Linked DNA regions of Homo sapiens: region 2 is linked to region 1. Evidence: read pairs that join two places in POLR2A ChIA-PET (ENCODE). Cell type or tissue: CD4-positive, alpha-beta T cell. All regions are shown on one strand. Each heading gives the region's core, and the rest is flanking DNA. Links, peaks and the distances in the headings are about the cores only.

Region 1 (5,368 bases), core at 227-5,226:
GACACTGCCTCCCAAGAAGGAGGAAGGCCCTGGAGTGGGGCTTGGGTGGTGGTTTCGGGGCTGAAATTCTTGTAGTTGCAGGTAAGACCAGAGCCAGAGACATTTGGAGCAATACCGATGTGGCCCCACTTGGGCCATGGGCATAGTCAGTATGGTAGGCTGTTGCCTTAGAAACATACGGGCCTGAGATGGGGATTCTGGTTCAAGCGATTTACTGAGTGGGTGCTCCCAGGAGGGAGTCACATCCTCAGAGCAGGGCGGGGTGGGGGGAGGGAGCTTAGCAAGGATGGTGTTGCCGCTGGAGGCAGCTTCAGGCTGCTCCCATGGACTCGGGTTGTGAATGGGACCAGAGAGTTGGCGTCTCCATTATTTGGTCATTAGCTGTGGCAGCTCTGGGGGGCAATGACTGGGATGGCACTCAGGACCTGGGGATGGGCTCTGGCAACAGAAGAGGACAGGCGAGAGGGGGACACCAGTGCCAACTACTGCAGTCGGCACTACAGACTGAATGGTTGTGTCCTCCCGGAATTTGATTATTGGAATCCTAACCCTCAACGGGCCAGTATTTGGAGGCGGGGCCTTTGGAAGGTGACTGAGCGGAGCCCTCAGGATTGGGGTGAGTGCTGTTGAATTCTGGAGAGCACCCTCCCCTCCTGCCCTGTCGGACACAGCGAGAGGATGGACGTTTACGAACCAGCAAGTGAACCCTCACCTGACACTGAAGCTGCCAGCGCCTTGATCTTAGACCTCCCAGCCTCCACAACTGAGCAGTAAGTTTGTGTTGCTGTGAGCCACCTGGCCCATGGCACTCTGTTATGGCAGCTGGGATGGACTAAGACAGTCGCTGTCCACTCCATGGCCCTGAAATTGGCCTTTAGGCTCTATTCTCACTCTCTGGGCCCCAGAACACACCCGTGCGACAGTCCCTGATACCTGCAGGCAGGGCGCTTAGGTTCTGCTTGGGGCCTCTGAGTGTCCCGTGCAGCCTAGAGGGGGTGGTCTTGGCGTGTGGATGCTTGGAAAGGACTCCTGAGCTCCTGGTGCAGCTGTGAGGGGTGGCAGCAGGCCTCCGCCTCAGCACCACTGTACAAGGAGGGCCTTGTACTCTTGTCATTGTGGGCTGTCTGCGTGGATCCCAGTGATGCTGTTTTCACAAACATGGAAGCAAGAGTTGAATATTAAACTGTCTAAGCCGTCGTGTTACTGACAAGCCCCACATAGAAAAGGAAATTGTAACCACATGAAATATTTATGCTGCACATTGCGGTGCTGCTGCTGACGGGACGGCAGGTGGCTGGTTTGGGGTTATTTTATTTTTCTAAAGTGGATTACAAAATGCCCTCCAGTGGGGAAACTGCACCCCACTCCTGGGCTGTCATCTGGAAGGAGGGGGTTTACCGTGATTGGAGAGTGAGAGGCTGGGAGAGCTGTCCTGAGTGTGGGGGCTCCTCTGTCTCGGTCCCGAGCCTGGCTGGGAGCGGGGGCACCTGTCCCCACCTCAAAATGGCTGCATCACAGGGTGCAAGAGTTGCAGCCTCCCACCAGGCAATTGGTATTTTTCCAGATGTAGTTAAAACAGTCAACTATTATTTGCCTTTTGTTGTTGTTTGCTGTCGTTGTTAGTATCACCATCTAACATCTGCTGGGAAATCTGGTTTAAAGAATTCCCTGTCTGGGATGCTTCCTACACTCAGGTTTGAAAAACCCCTTGGCCTCCTCCCTGGATTCCCACTGCTCACCTCCACAAGCCTGGGTGGCCCCATCCTCCAGAGGAAGGGCTCGCCACTGTCACCAGCTGATGCAAGTTCCTGTGTGGCGGCGTTCTTGCCCACACCCCTTCTCATCGTCGCAAGAGCCCTACGGGTCTGACCACTGTTACCCCCTTAGAGGGCAAGACTGAGGTCAGAGTGGTCCCATCACCCACACACAAACCCACATGGGCTGGTAAAGGTCAGGCAAGACTTTGACCCGTGTCCGTCTGGCCCGAGGGGCTCTATGCCACTTTAGGGGGTTCAACCCTGGCTCACCAAGGGCAAGGAGACACAGACTTGTTTTCAGCTTTTCAGAAGTTTTATTATAAAGAGATTTGAGAGAAGCACTGGGCACCAAGACAGACACTCGCCAGGGCCAGGAAACAGCTGCAAACGACGTCAAGAACCCAAACCCAAACGAAACCCCAAAACCACACACACGGTAGGATAAGCTGTAACTTCGTTCTCAAGGTTTCTTCATAAATAGACAAAAGTCGTCGCCGGCAATTTAAAATAGATGAATACATGATTAAAAGGAGAGCAGTGCTCCGGGGTGGCTAGCAAGCGTCCGGTCCTTGCTGTGAGGATGACGAAACGGTTTGGCAGCCGCTTTTGTGCGCGTCTCCCTTAAGATAAAACTTAAAAATGTGCTAAGGATCATATAAAATGCTTTTTACCTTAAAGGAAACTACTTTTTTCCCCCACAAAATAGTCTTACAGATGTCTTCAGCACAGTTCTAAAACACGTAGTCAACTACTTACACGGAACCAACAGTTTCTAGGTTTCGTAATCTTTTGTTCACACTGGAAAACCGATGTGCACATCTATGCCGGGGGCCGGCCCTCTGGCCCATGCATCTGGGGTGGGTGTCCGTTGGTAAGCGACCCCGCCAGGGGCGGCCCACCTGGGCTGGGGCTGGAGCTGGGGCCGGGTGTCCAGACATAGGGTACCGTGCGCAGGGCGAGGACAGGGTCCACAGTTACCCTGGAGCAAGCAGGTCAGCGGGCGGAAGGTTCCTGCAGGTTCTTTGGGCTGGTGGTGGGCAGTGGGCTGCCTCTGCAGAGTCTGGTGGGAGGTTGAGGAAGAGACTCAGCCCCCGGGCAATGGGTGTGTCACTGCTCTCTCCGATGGGCCACCCTGCCTCTGGCCAGGGCCTCTTTTCTGCTGTCAGCCCTTCAGGCTCTGAGCAGTGCCTTCCAGCGAGCCTCAGGGATGGTAGGGAGGCGGGATTAGGTGAGGTAGAGCGATTTGTCCCTGGGGAGCAGGCTGTGAGAGAGAGGAGGGGCTGTCAAAGCTGTTGGGTACCTCTCCGGGCCAGGGGAGCACCAGGACCCCTGCACTGTACGCCCCACCCCCACCCCTGGATTCAGCTGCCCCTCTGTGGCTGAATGAGGGACTTGCATCTGCAAGTCCCACCCCCACCCACCTCTACACCAAGCAGAACCAAACCCCTCCCGGAAACCCAGCAGGGGACCACCCGGTCCTCAGCTCTGGGTGAAAGGGCAGTAGCGTGTCTGTCTTTCATCGAGGCGCACGCCGATGTCACCATTGCTCTCACATGGGTTTTTAATCACAGGAATTTGTAAATCTCAAACTGAATTAAGGGAGGACAGGTGCTTTTTATGTTTTTAAAATACGGCCCTGCTGGGGTCTGACCTCCATGCTGGATGTGATGGGCAAGCCTCAGGAGGCTTGGACATTGTGTGACACTCCCCTACATACCCTAAGTATTCTGACTTTTGAGAAGGAAACTTAGGGACAGGAAAGGGCTGGGGTAGGAGGGTCTGCACCTGCTTGGGGTGCAGGGAAGGGATTCTTGCTGAGCTGAGTCCACCCACCCATGTAGAATCTCACTTCAGGCATGTCAGAAATGGGGCATGCGCGCTGGTCACTTGTTCAGTGTCCAAGGGCGCTGGTGGGTCAGCAGAGGAACCAGCCGTGTGCTGGGAGGCCGAGGCTAGGGCTGGGGGCAGCGTTTCTCAGCAGCAAGGTGGCCACCCGACAAGTGCGCTGTGCCTTCCAGGTTGTGGCGCTATCGCTGGGACAGCTGCTTGGCACTACGTCCCCCAGGTGTGGCTGCGGGACTCATTTTTGCCAAGGGAATGGGAACCTGGCTGGCGGGTTAAGGAGCAAGTGTCCCTCCTCACTGCACTCTCCCTCTCCTGCTGGCTGCGGTTGTTGAAAGGTCACTCTTCCCCAGAGTTGGGGTGGCGTGGATCCAGGAAGACTTTCTAGAGGGAGGTGTTAGCATGGGTTTGAAAGGTGGAGTGCAGGATAGGAACAGAGGCCTGAGACAGGAGGCCCACAGGAGGACTAGGGAGGACACTGGGGTGCAGGGAGAAGGGGTCTCTAAGGTGTCTGTAATTCCTTGGGATAGACAGTGGGTCCCTTCTCCCACCGTGTCCCACCGAGGTCCCCTGTCCTGCATTCTTAGCTGTTCTAGTCTTGGGAGCTGCCCTGCCCAGTGGGCTACACTCACCCCGGGGCAGCCCACAGCCAAGGGCTGACTGATGAAGGGTTCAAAAAGCCAGTTCCCTGACCTCCAGGTGGGAGCCACTCTAGCACCGTTCATGCTCCAGGGCTCCCATGGGATGAGGCAGAAGCAAGTCTTCAGCTGAGGCCACATCCCCCCTCAGCTCCTTCCCCCACCCTGTCCTGCCTCCCTCACCCCCTTCTCCTGCAAGCTTTCCCCAGTGCATCCCCAAAGGCACCCAATCCCTGCTGCCTCAGGCTCTGCTTCTAGGGAACTGGCCTAAGATGCAGGACTCATCTGTGAATGTCACGTGGAAGCACTTGTGAAAAAAACAGGAGCAAGGAAGAAGCAGCAAGACTGAAGACTAGTCAGTTTCCCAAGCAGGCCTCAGCATCAGGCCAGCAGAGTCCTTCCGGGGCCTGGCTCTGCGGTGTCATCTGAGATATCGATCCCCTCAGCAGGGCTGACAGTGACTGCAGGGTCCTCCCCTGTCCACGTTGCCCTTGGCCATTCTCCCATCCCTGGCCATCCTGTTCCCACTCTCCCTGGCTGGCAGGACAAAGGCAGGGACGGGCGAGGACTAACCTGCAGGTGCTGATGCCACACTCCCCACTGGGGTAGCTGCTGTCCCAGTCCCCGCTGCTGGTGGGGTTGGATGGGCCAGGTGAGCAGGATCCCGAGCTGCTGGGGAACTCAGAGATGTGCGGGAAGTCCTACAGAGTGGGAAGGAGGAGGCCATGAGCCAAGGAGAGATGAGGGGGCAGACTGTCCCAGGCCTCCCGGGGTGAGAGCCCATGTGTCCAAGGGTGTCCACACCAAAGAGATGCTGCCTCCAGGGCTGCTGCCTTGCTCCCAGTAGAGCACCTTTCAAAATGTTCAACCCTTGTCTTGGCTGAATCAGGGGCTGAAGGACTTGGCTTTCAGGGCCTTTCCCTTTCTGGGCCTCAGTTTCTCGATCTGTAAAATGGAATTACTGAACCCAATGACCTCTAAGGGCCATGTGAACCTCGTAGCAATCTCTGTGGAACAATTAGCGGGGGTAAGGTCTCGAAGGCTTTGGGAAGGGCCAGGGCTAGGGCTGAGGATGCAGGAAGGGGGGACTGGAGTATCCTAAGAGTCAGTCTGGCAACTCGTGAACTGTTC
Region 2 (5,368 bases), core at 238-5,237, 130 kb after region 1:
CAGTTACACTAGGGAGGAGGAGATATTTTCAGTGGCTGCTTTTTTCTTTCTTGTTTCATTTTTTTTTTCTTTACCACAAGCGTGTATTACATTTGTAATTTAAAACAAAAAAATAAGAACCTCCCCTGGTTCCTTTCCACTCTTCTGAAGCCATCAGGCCAAAGGCCAAGGTCACCCACCACAAGCCTTGATCGGGCTTGGGATAAAGCTGGCCCCGGGCACTAAGGATTAACCAGCAGTCTCTCATTAGCTTTCGCACAAATGCAGTTAAACTAGGGCTCCATGAAGAAGGCAGACTTTGAAATAAGACAGAGCTGGGTTCGAATCCTAGCTCTGCCTGCTGGAATGGCTAACTTCCCTGAGCCTCAGTTTCTTCACCTGTAAAATGGGGATAATAGTACCTATTAAGTGTCATGTACTATGCCAGGTGCTATTAAACTAATTTTAATTTTTTGGACATTTCAGTAGCAGCAAAGGCTGCTGAGGAAGCACCACAGAGCTGAGAGGATCCAGACTAAGCAGGAAGCGCTCTGGGGAATCATCCTATTCCTGAACACTTGTAACAATACTAAAGTAAGTGACAGAGAGAACGGCCTGGGAATAGCAAATGTCATGTGATAAAGGGGGCTGGTGCCCAGCGTGTCTGCAGGAGGAGGGAGAGGCTGGAAGGGGGATTACAAAAGGCTCCAGAAAGGAAAAAAGTCTTGCTTCCCTGCCTCTGTACCTTTTTCATGCTGTTCCCTCTGCCTGGAATGCTCTTCCCCTGACCTTCACACAACTGACTGCTTCTCATCCTTCCAGCTCTGCTCAAAGATCTCCTTCTTCCCCAAAGAGAGCTCCTCTAATCTCACCTGCACCTGAGTTACTTTGTCCATAGCACACTCCTGCAGCCAATCGTTTCTGTTCATGTGTTTGATGGCTTTTGTTTCTGTGTTTATTGTTCTTCTCTAGGCTCTGAGCTTCTTGATGGTCAGGATCGTCTGTCTTGCTCATCTCTGGGTCCTGGCTCCCAGCATGGGGCCTGACACACAGTGCGTGCTCACCAGATAGAAAGTGCACACAACCCATAGATCCAAGGCACATGACACTCGTCTCAAGGCAAAAGAGAGGTGCATTTTGCACCGCGATACAAAGATGGATGAAAATTTCAGACATACCAAAGATTTAGAAACACACACACACACACAAAGCTGTAAGCATGCAAGAGGAAATTGTCCATGAATATTTATATAAGCTTAGGATGATAAAGAACTTTCTAGGCTCAAATTCGTGTGGACAAGGATATTTATTGCATCATTATTTATAAGAAGATGAAAATGACAATAAAGTCCATCGATAGAGGATTGGATAAATCATGGCTCTCCATAGAATGGAATACTATGCGGCCTTGAAAATGATGGGCATTTGTTGATGTTGCAAGAAGCCATGTTGCTTGTTGAATGTTAAACTTGTTCATCAGAAACAAGAGATAAGTGAAAGGTATAATTGATTGTCAGAGAGAAAACACAAAGGTAAAAATCTTTCAAGTCTCATTTATTTATTCATTCACTGAAAAAACTTTTTTTTTGTTGTTCCCTCTGCCTCCTCCCTACTTCACATAGGTCATAATTCCAGAAGCTGGAGCAATGTGTGATCAGGACACTGCCCCTGTCCTCACAGGAAGCCCAGCTTACACACAGAGGTGAGTATAAGGAAGACAGTACTCACCGGTAAGGGTCTCAGGGTGGTCACCTGGGCGAGGGCCTCATGAAAAAGGTGTCAGTCAAGCCGAGATTTGGAGAAGGGGCAGAGTTTGAGTACACAGATAAGGAATGAGGCATTTTAAAAGGCAGAAGCTGGGTGATACCAGACAAGCACAGAAAGCCCCTGCATTCTTCATCAAACTCTTACTGAACCCCACCATCTGTAGGAGAGGGAGTTTATAGGAGCTAGGCCAAGGCCCAGATTCTGGACTGAATTCTGCCAAATGTACTGGGAGGAGGCATTTGGGGTTGTGATCGTACCATCCACAGGTGTACAGGTGAGAAAGCATCCTCCCAACCCTGACTCGTGCACCCCGAGAGCACCAGCTCCACAGAGAAGGCAGGGCTGCGGCAGGTGCACCTGCCTGGCAGGTTGGATGACTGAGGCTTAGCAAGGCAAATCCAAGGCTGTGAGACCGGATTCCAGGTGCAGTGCTCTTGCCGTTGCAATAAATATTCAGGTGGAGGTATTTAATGTGGGTTGGAGGGGGTCCCATCGCTGTGGCCCCTCTGCTCAGCTCCTTCTGGTGTGGAGACAAGAAGGGCCTCTGCACCATGAAGAAACTCAGCATTTTTTTAGTTCTTTTTTAATTTTTCAGATTCTGAGGCAACGTGATGGTTACGGTTCAAAACAAAGAGAGATGACTCAGCTTCCTGTGGAGAAGCTGCAGCCTTTTGCAAATGATCTTTCAGTTTTAATGCTTCTCTCTTCTTATCCATGGAGGCAGCTTGTCCAAGCTGCTTGTTTTCTTTTTTCTTTTCTTTTTTCTCTTATTTATTTATTTATTGAGACAGGGTCTCCCTCTATTGCCCAGGCTGCAGTGCAGTGGCATGAGCATAACTTACTGCAGCCTTGAATTCCTGGGCTCGAGAGATCCTCCTGCTTCAGCCTCCCAAGTAGCTGGGACTACAGGCATGTGCCACCACACCCTGCTAATTTTTGTGTTTTTTCTTTTTTTGTAAAAATAGGGTCTCACTATGTTGCCTAGGCTGGTCTCTAACTCCTGTCCTAAAGCAATCCTCCCGTCTTGGCCTCCCAAAGTGCTGGGATGACAGGCATGAGCTATGATGTTACTTGTTTCCTTGTTGTTCAGCTGTTCCCAGGGTGAGGGGCAGGGACAATGGCCAGGCTCTGTGGCCAGAATGCCTGGGTTTGAATCCTGGCTGTACCCTTAGATCTTGGCCAAACTTAGATCCTCTCTGAGCCTCTGTTTACTAATGTTAAGATGGGAATAATAGTTCCCTCCTGGTGGGGTTTTTGTCAAAGCAGCTGTCATCGATGGAAAGTGCCTGGTCTGGTCCATAAATATCACTGTTAATAGCCAACAGCCACCATGCTGAGGTTCTACTGTGCTTTGATGATCTCATTTAATCCTCACACTTGCACAAAACAAGTTCCCCTTTTACAGATGAGGAAGTTGAGGCTCACAGCAAGGAGTCAACTTCCATCTTCTTATTGATGAGGGTCAGTGCACACAGCCCAGGCAAACTCACAATTGAATCATTATAAGCTTTGTCCTTTGATTTTCACTACAGTAGCAACCAAGCCCATATCAGCCCCTTGCTGTCTTTATTCACAAAACGGGGACAAATCTTCTGAGATTGCTGAGATGTTCCAGCCAAGGTTTACCAAAAACAATTCTGTGAAGGACTCAGGAACCTCCCATCCTATCACATCATTGCTTCCTCCAGGGCAAGGAGGAACCCACAGAGAGCTGAGCTCTTCCTGTGCAACATCCCAAGGAGAGACCAGAAGCGAGTCAGGAAACCTCCTTAAGTCAATAGAAAACACCAAAGCTGAGAGGGTGTGAGCTTACGCAAATAAAAAGAACAGGGCTTTAGGCCAGGTACAGTGGCTCGCGCCTGTAATCCCAACACTTTGGGAGGCCGAAGTGGGTGGATCACATGACGTCAGGAGTTCGAGACCAGCCTGGCTAACATGGTGATACTCCATCTCTACTAAAAATACGAAAATTAGCCAGGTGTGGTGGCACATGCCTGTCATCCCAGCTACTCAGGAGGCTGAGGCAGGAGCATCACTCGATCCTGGGAGGCGGAGGTTGCAGTGAGCCGAGATCGCGCCATTGTACTCCAGCCTGGGCAACAAGAGCGAAATTCTGTCTCAAAAAATACTCAAAAAAAAAAAAAAAGGCTTTAAAACCACCTATTATCCAAATGGCCACCCTGCACCATGATATTAACCCTGGGACTCTCGAACCTTTGTCCTAGAACCAACTTTTTTTCTTAAATGCAGTGCAGGTGAACATAAGGTAACCCACAACAGCCCAAACCCAAGCTTCCACGCCCCCTTCCCTCACATCACCCTGAAGCATATGCTGACAGAGCAACCTTAATAGTAACTGACTAATTTTAAACCCTGTGATTACCAGGGTTGATTTCCATGGAACCTTCCTTTCACAGTACTGAGAACCTCTCATGAGCAGTAATTGCCAAGTTCAATTTTAGCTCTGTCATGCCCAACCATCAGTGCTAACTAAGGCAGCTGCTTCATCGCCAGGTAAGCTGGTAATGAAGTCGGCTTCACAGCTTAATTTCACAATATTGTGATGCCCCCGTCAGCACCTGTTAAGTGCTGCGAAGCTGCAAGCTTCTATTAAACAAATCTCACGCAAGGGAAGTGACTAAAGCCGCTTTGCGCTTCTAAGGTGCCCTGGTCTACATCCTCATGCCCACTGGGATTTTGTGTTTGCTTAATCCCATGTGCCTCGTCTCTGCAAAGCACTGACCACTAAAGTGCCACACCACACCCCTAGGGTGCCCTGATAGCTGCCTCATCCTCTGCAGTCACCTCTTCTCCCTCCATCCCTGCGACTCTGGCTCAGCCTCTCACCCTTCTGGCCTGGATCCCCATAGCAGCCCCTTAGCTCACCCTCCCCCATTTATTTTCCAGGCCAATTAGTAGAGTTTTCCTGGGGGAAAAAAAAAAAGTTGCCAGGTGCGATTGCTCACACCTGTAATCCCAGCAATTTGTGAGGCCGAGATGGGAGGATTGCTTGAGATCAGGAATTCAAGAGCAGCCTGGGCAACATATCGAGACCTATCTCTGAAAAACAGACAAAAAAAAAAAAAGCTAGCTGTGCATGGTGGCGCATGCCTGTAATCCCAGCTACTCAGGAGCCTTATGCAGGAGGATCACTTGAGCCCAGGAGTTCAAGGCTGCAGTGAACTATAATCATGCCACTACACTTCAGTCTGGGTGACAGAGTAGGACACCAACTCTTCAAAAAAAAAAAGTGACGTCCCACCATTTAAAATCCTTCCACGGCCCCACTGTCCTCAAGGTAGAAAGTCTTCACATTGTGTTTTCTTTCAAGGTTCCTGATTGAGCTCTGCACCAAGCTCCTAGACCCAATGCCCCATCCCTCAGCCACACTGTCCCAGGGACTTGCCTGCAGTACCCCAAGCCCCATACACCCCTGGACTGCACTATCCAGATGAACAAGTCCCATGACTTCATTTTCCCTAAGGAAAAATGTCTCATACAGGGCATGACTCCCTGCCCTTTAACTACAGAAGGAAACCTCTGCAGCATATCTGAGCATATCCCTGTGGTCACTCAGCAGCAGCACCGACTGAATCACATAAGCACCCCATAAGACACTCTT

What was found. ChIA-PET counts read pairs that join two places held together with the same protein. Peaks named below come from ENCODE experiments on the same cell type or tissue, not always from the same donor. Only the 100,000 strongest peaks of a DNase experiment are listed, where the experiment ranks them.
Region 2: POLR2A ChIA-PET joins it to region 1 with 10 read pairs; 6 of 35 experiments call an interaction of 5 or more read pairs at or near these places.

What each region holds. Positions count from the first base shown.
Region 1 is chr20:44,066,300-44,071,667 of GRCh38, reverse strand. It overlaps TOX2 (TOX high mobility group box family member 2), which reads right to left. Exons shown (of 9, transcript NM_001098797.2): 8 at 4,811-4,938; 9 at 2,052-3,018. The coding sequence ends at 2,982. Among named protein-coding and RNA genes, the nearest start is that of JPH2, 120 kb to the left of the region's middle. RefSeq lists an enhancer at 3,247-3,763. In CD4-positive, alpha-beta T cell, for the core only: a CTCF peak has its summit at 1,466; DNase peaks (open chromatin) are centred at 1,227, 1,807, 2,207 and 3,077; H3K4me3 peaks cover 2,175 bases; H3K27ac peaks cover 2,985 bases.
Region 2 is chr20:43,939,848-43,945,215 of GRCh38, reverse strand. The region is part of intron 1 of TOX2 (TOX high mobility group box family member 2); the gene reads right to left. Among named protein-coding and RNA genes, the nearest start is that of TOX2, 28 kb to the right of the region's middle. RefSeq lists enhancers at 2,041-2,370, 2,092-2,592. In CD4-positive, alpha-beta T cell, for the core only: no CTCF peak of the experiment used is centred there; DNase peaks (open chromatin) are centred at 2,385 and 3,145; H3K27ac peaks cover 785 bases.